Regions from separate parts of the Homo sapiens genome. Here region 2 is linked to region 1. Evidence: chromatin loops called from intact Hi-C (ENCODE). Cell type or tissue: endothelial cell of umbilical vein. All regions are shown on one strand. Links, peaks and the distances in the headings refer to the core of each region. The heading gives the core; the rest is flanking DNA.

Region 1 (2,913 bases), core at 103-2,602:
GCTGTTTGAAGGGAAAGTATTGTTACTGCCGTGTCACCGAGAGCCAGTTATTAAAATTGTCCTCTGCGCCCAGCAGCGTGTAGATGACAGACTCATCTTCTACGCATTTAGGGAACTTATCATCAGCTTGCGGAAACCAGGCTGGCATGTGCCTCACAGTGAGGGGTGGGAGATGGTATATAATCAAGTGCTCCATTGCTTGGAGCAAAGCTGGGATTTTCGCCTCTAGTCAGTGGGATCCTGGCACTCTGGGAAGCTGGCAGGGGGTTTGCAGCCCACCCAGCCTTCTCTCCGGTTGCTCCTCAGATCCTCTCTTCCTTCTCCCCCAGCTGGAGTCCCCTTCCCACAACTTTGCCCCACACAGGGTCTCTCTGAGCACAGCATTCAGCCCCAGTTAACCAGCCTCAGAGTGTTGTGTTGTGTAGAGGCTGCAGGGCTTGTCTGTTCATGTAGATCGGGTGCTTTCTAGGGTAGGGGTCTTGTTTTATTCTCCCTCTGTCTGTGCAATGGCTGATCCCCCTGGGTAGCGTGCCTGTTCCCTTTCAGTTGAGACTGTTGAAGCCAAATTTCTGGGTGTTTAAGTCCCTACCATGTGCCCCCTGGGCCCAGCCTCAGAGGGTTCACTCTTAGTAAGAAGCTCACGTATGGGGCACTGCTGGCCATGGAGTGCCCGCGTGGGCCTTGAGCCTGGGCTCCATCTCTCTTCATCTTGCACGTGTGGAAACTGAAGCTCAGAGCAGTGAAGCGCCCGGGTCACTTAGCTAGTTGTGAAGAGCTGAAACTGGAATCCGGGATTCCCGATACCTAGCCCAAGAGTCTGGGAACTGGGAGAAGGCAGAAGCTTTGGATTCCTTCAGTCCTGGGTTCAGGTTCTAACCCTGACGCTTTCTAGCTGAGTATCTTCAGTCAAGTCGGTTTCCCCTTCTGAGCCTTAATTTCTTCACTGAGGGGAGAAGGGGAAATAAAGATAATACCCATTGTGGCCAGTTGCGGTGTCTCACACCTGTCATCCCAGCACTTGGGAGGTCGAGGCAGGTGGATCGCCTGAGGTCAGGAGTTCGAGACCAGCCTGGCCAACCTGGTGAAACCCTGTCTCTACTAAAAATAGAAAAATTAGCTGGGTGTGGTGGCACACGCCTGTAATCCCAGCTACTTGGGAGGCTGAGGCAGGGGAATCTCTTGAACCCGGGAGGTGGAGGCTGCAGTGAGCCGAGATTGCGCCACTGCATTCAGCCTGGATGGCAGAGCAAGACTCCATCTCAAAAAAAAAAAAAAAAAACAACAAAAAAAGACAATACCTCTAGCAAAATAGCACATGGAGGAGAGAGGGCCCCGTGCTGGGCAGTGGCTCTGCGGTAGGTTATTAGGGGAGGGAGTGGCGTGGGGAGGGGATGGGAGGAAGTTTGCTCTCCTGCCCTCGGGGCTGTTCCCAGACAGGGATGACTAATGCAGGCCAAACAAAACAGACTCCTGCCCTCACTGCCCCCACCCGCCATCTGCCCAGTTTGCCAGCTGGGACAGGGTCTGTAGGGCCACCCAGGTGGCTTTGTGTGTGTGTGAGGGGAGCGCCTGTTCAGTGGGAACGGCCCTCCCACGCCCTCCTGAACAATGCTGCAAGGCGACTCAGCCCAGGGAAGTCCGCAGAGGCTGCATGTCAATCCACCCAGTTAACAGGAGCCCTGCTGTCCACAGAGTGTGGGGTACGTCACGCGCTTGGTGAGCCGGTGACCCGGCTTCAAATCTAGGCCCTGCCACTCACTGGCTGTGTGACCTTAGGCAAGCAGCCTCCTTCTGGGGCCCCAGTGTCCTCGCTGGTGGAAAGTGCTGTGAGTTTCAAAGGAGGCCACAGAGAGAGCTAGCTTGGGAAGGTCAAAATCCCTGTGCATTAGTGTTGTGACCAGGCAGACGCTGCTTCTGGACTCCTTCTGCTTCAGAGGGGACCTGTTTCTTCTAGTTTGTGTACCGTCTCATACTGTCACCCGATTTTCTCAGATAGTCTTGGAAACACCACGTGTTCCCCTCCTGCACAACACGGTTAAGTCAGAACTCAGTGATAGAACTGCTGGACCAGGGCCAGGCGCAGTGGCTCACGCCTGTAATCCCAGCACTTTGGGAGGCTGAGGCGGGTGGATCACCTGAGGTTGGGAGTTCAAGACCAGCCTGGGCAACATGGTGAAACCCCATCTCTACTAAAAATGCAAAAAACTAGCTGGGCATGGTGGCACATGCCTGTAATCCCAGTTACTTGGGAGGCTGAGGCAGGAGAATCACTTGAACGCGGGAGGTGGAGGTTGCAGTGAACCGAGATCCCACCACTGCACTCCAGCCTGGGCAACAAGAATGAAACTCCATCTCAAAAAAAAAAGAAGAGGCTGGGTGCAGTGGCTCACGCCTATAATCCCAGCACTTTGGGAAGCCAAGGCGGGTGGATCACCTGAGGTCAGGAGTTCGAGACCAGCCTGGCCAACATGGTGAAACCTCGTCTCTACTAAAAATACAAACATTAGCTGGGCGTGGTGGTACATGCCTGTAATCTCAGCTACTCGGGAGGCCGAGGCAGGAGAATTGCTTGAACCTGGGAGGTGGAGGTTGCAGTAAGCCGAGATCATACCACTGCACTCCAGCCTGGGCAATAGAGAGAGACTCCGTCTCAAAAACAAAAACAAACAAACAAACAAAACTGTTGGACAGGGCACTGCTCCCCAGAAGTGAATTCTTCAGATACCTGTAGATAAACTCCCTTAGTCCAGTCCCAGGCATCATATCTGATCCTTGCAGTCATCCTTCCATTAGTGAGATGAAAGGTGAGCGTCTAATCCTCATTTTACAGATGACACTGGGGGCTCCAAGAAGCTACGCTTTGTCAAGGGTCACAAATAGTAAGTTCGCAGCAGAATGAGGGCCAGCACCAGG
Region 2 (2,913 bases), core at 227-2,726, 70 kb after region 1:
CCAAGTAGCTGGGATTACAGGCATGTGCCACATGCCCGGCTAATTTTTTTATTTTTAGTAGAGACACAGTTTCACCATGTTGGCCAGGCTGGTCTCGAACTCCTGACCTCGTGATCCACCCACCTCGGCCTCCCAAAGTGCTGGGATTACAGGCGTGAGCCACCGCGCCTGACCTGGTGTTTTTGTTTTGTTTTGTTTTGTTTTCTAAATAAGACTTAAATATTGAAGGAATGAATGAAAGAATCTGTAAGCAAGCCTGGCCCCCACTTGGTGTTAAATAAACGTCAAAGTAAGGAAGGTTTTGAGTAAAGGAATTAGAGAGTCTCTGCAGGTTGCTGAAGGTCACCGAGGGCGGAAGGGACCTGGAGCGGGTCTGGTGACTTATGGCCGGTGCTTCCCACACCACACGGTGAGGCTGCCTCTTACACACCTTTTCTCCACACAGTATTTAACCCCGATGGGCTGCTTTTCACCCCCAGCCCACGAAAGATGTGCTTGGTACCCACTGGATCAGGGTGGGCTTGGGGGGATCTGGGAACCGGTTTCATGCTGTTTGGCTGAGTCTGGGGAGAGGCAGGGTGGAGTGGGGAGAGGTGGCCTGACGTCCTGACGTACAGTCTCCATAATGTCAGATATCTGATCATGGTCATTTCCTACCTGGGCTTCCTGGGGCACAGAAGAGGACTGATAGGTTACACAGAGGTGTTGTAGCCCTGGGTGGAACTCCTCGATTCGAAGCACCACGAACCAGCCAGCAGCTTCCAGGAAGGCTGCACTAAGCTTTCCATACCCTCGGCCAGAGGACAGCCAGAAAGTCAAGTGGCCCTCCTGCCAGCGGGGCACAGCGGGAAATGTTGACACCGGGCTCTGCCACCACTCACACACACTTAACGGAATTTTATTATACGATGGATGTCAAACCCAGTGTACAAATACTAGATAATATTCTTTACCATAAGTCCCATATGTCCAACTGATTCTCACAGAATGCTTTTAGTGGTGTTTGCTTCACCTTTTTATCTGTAGCCAACTTAAGGCTGCAGGAGATGAATGTGTGTAATTCTGACATGAATGTGGACTGATATTACCATGTTTGTTAATAAGTATTTTATATGTATATATTATATATACATATATAGTATATACATATAATATACATATGTTATAGATACACATAATATACATATATGTATATATTATATATACATATATATTATATGTTATATGTATATACATATGTATAATATATATTATACACACACACACACACACACTCACTCTCATGGCGCCCGGCCATGAGTATTTTGTATTAAGAGAACTTCATTCGTCAGTGACATGAGTCATTTCCTTGCTGTATCCGAGAAAAGTTTTCAAACCCCGGAAGGATATTTCCTCAGTTTTCTTTTGTGCTATTCACAATGTAATCGCTGCAGACACAGCATGTTTTGAAGTTTCATGTAAATTCCTTTTTTTCTATTAGTTCCTTAAGTCTAGACAACAAAACAATCAATCAAGTCATGATTTGTAGCATGTACCAGTTTCTGTGGTGTAAATACACTTGTCGTGGCTGATCTCAAGCTACTGACGTGATGTCCTCGAACGTGGACTTGGGAAGAAGATATACTGTAGCCACCATCTTTAGGGTGTTTCTACCACATGGATACAATAGACGTAAGAGCACAGATAATCGTAAAACAGAGAAAAATAAGTAGGAAGTGACGAATTTCAAGTATTTATTACCTCTGTTGAATATAATTTATTGAACTGTAAGCTTATATATAATTCAACTTTAAAAAATGGCCTGAGTTGAACAACCAGCTCACCACAATTCTATAATCTAGGAGTTGGCTCTCGTGGGTCGGCACAGGTCAGCTAGGGTGCCTGGTCCTGGTGGAGGGCAGGAGGCCCCCTTCCCCTGGCCTCCCTAGCCAGTCCCCACACACAGCCCCAGTGGCCTCCACAGCTCCACCCTCCTTTCATGGCCGTTCTTTTTCTTAGATGCCAAAAGCAGAAACTCCCCGAGATCGAACCTGAAATTCCGCTTTGACAAGCTCAGCCATGCCAGCTCTGGTGCGGTAAGGATGCGCCTCCCACACCCCACACTCCACTTTCTGCAGAGGCCCAGCCTTCCTTCCTGAGGCCAGAGGAAGAGGGTTCAGACATCCCAGAGGGGGCTCCCCGAAGGAGGCAGGGGAAGCTCTGGGGACGTCTGGCTCCAGCAGGTGCAGGCCGTGTCTCCGGGTTCCAGCCACCTTTGCCACAACTCCCAAGGTGGAGCTACACCTCTGGACACGGCCAGGCCCAGATGTGAGGTGGGAGGTGCTGGTTCCTGGGTCCCCCAGTCCCTTCCTGAGCTCTCCAGACTATCGAGAGCTCCAGGCCCAGTTGTGAGGTGGGAAGGGCTGGTTCCTGGGTCCCCCAGTCCCTTCCTGAGCTCACCAGACTATCGAGAGCTCCAGGTCCAGATGTGAGGTGGAAGGTGCTGGTTCCTGGGTCCCCCAGTCCCTTCCTGAGCTCTCCAGACTATCGAGAGCTCCAGGTCCAGATGTGAGGTGGAAGGTGCTGGTTCCTGGGTCCCCCAGTCCCTTTCTGAGCTCGCCAGACTATGGAGAACTCCAGGTCCAGATGTGAGGTGGGAAGGGCTGGTTCCTGGGTCCCGAATCCCTTCCTGAGCTCACCAGACTATCAAGAGCTCCAGGTCCAGATGTGAGGTGAGAAAGGCTGGTTCCTGGGTCCCCCAGTCCCTTTCTGAGCTCGCCAGACTATCGAGAACTCCAGGTCCAGATGTGAGGTGGGAAGGGCTGGTTCCTGGGTCCCGAATCCCTTCCTGAGCTCACCAGACTATCGAGAGCTCCAGGTCCAGATGTGAGGTGGGAAGGGCTGGTTCCTGGGTCCCCCAGTCCCTTCCTGAGC

The links. A loop is a pair of places that touch in the nucleus more often than their neighbours do. Peaks named below come from ENCODE experiments on the same cell type or tissue, not always from the same donor. Only the 100,000 strongest peaks of a DNase experiment are listed, where the experiment ranks them.
Region 2: it touches region 1 in a loop (11-fold over the local background); 3 of 110 quality-filtered maps call a loop at or near these places.

Annotation. Positions count from the first base shown.
Region 1 is chr17:2,958,863-2,961,775 of GRCh38, forward strand. All of the region lies in intron 4 of RAP1GAP2 (RAP1 GTPase activating protein 2), which reads left to right. Among named protein-coding and RNA genes, the nearest start is that of RAP1GAP2-AS1, 5.6 kb to the right of the region's middle. RefSeq lists an enhancer at 1,251-1,792. In endothelial cell of umbilical vein, for the core only: no CTCF peak of the experiment used is centred there; a DNase peak (open chromatin) is centred at 1,499; H3K27ac peaks cover 948 bases.
Region 2 is chr17:3,028,924-3,031,836 of GRCh38, forward strand. RAP1GAP2 (RAP1 GTPase activating protein 2) reads left to right here. Exons shown (of 25, transcript NM_015085.5): 23 at 1,999-2,075. Among named protein-coding and RNA genes, the nearest start is that of OR1D5, 33 kb to the right of the region's middle. In endothelial cell of umbilical vein, for the core only: no CTCF peak of the experiment used is centred there; a DNase peak (open chromatin) is centred at 1,418; H3K27ac peaks cover 2,295 bases.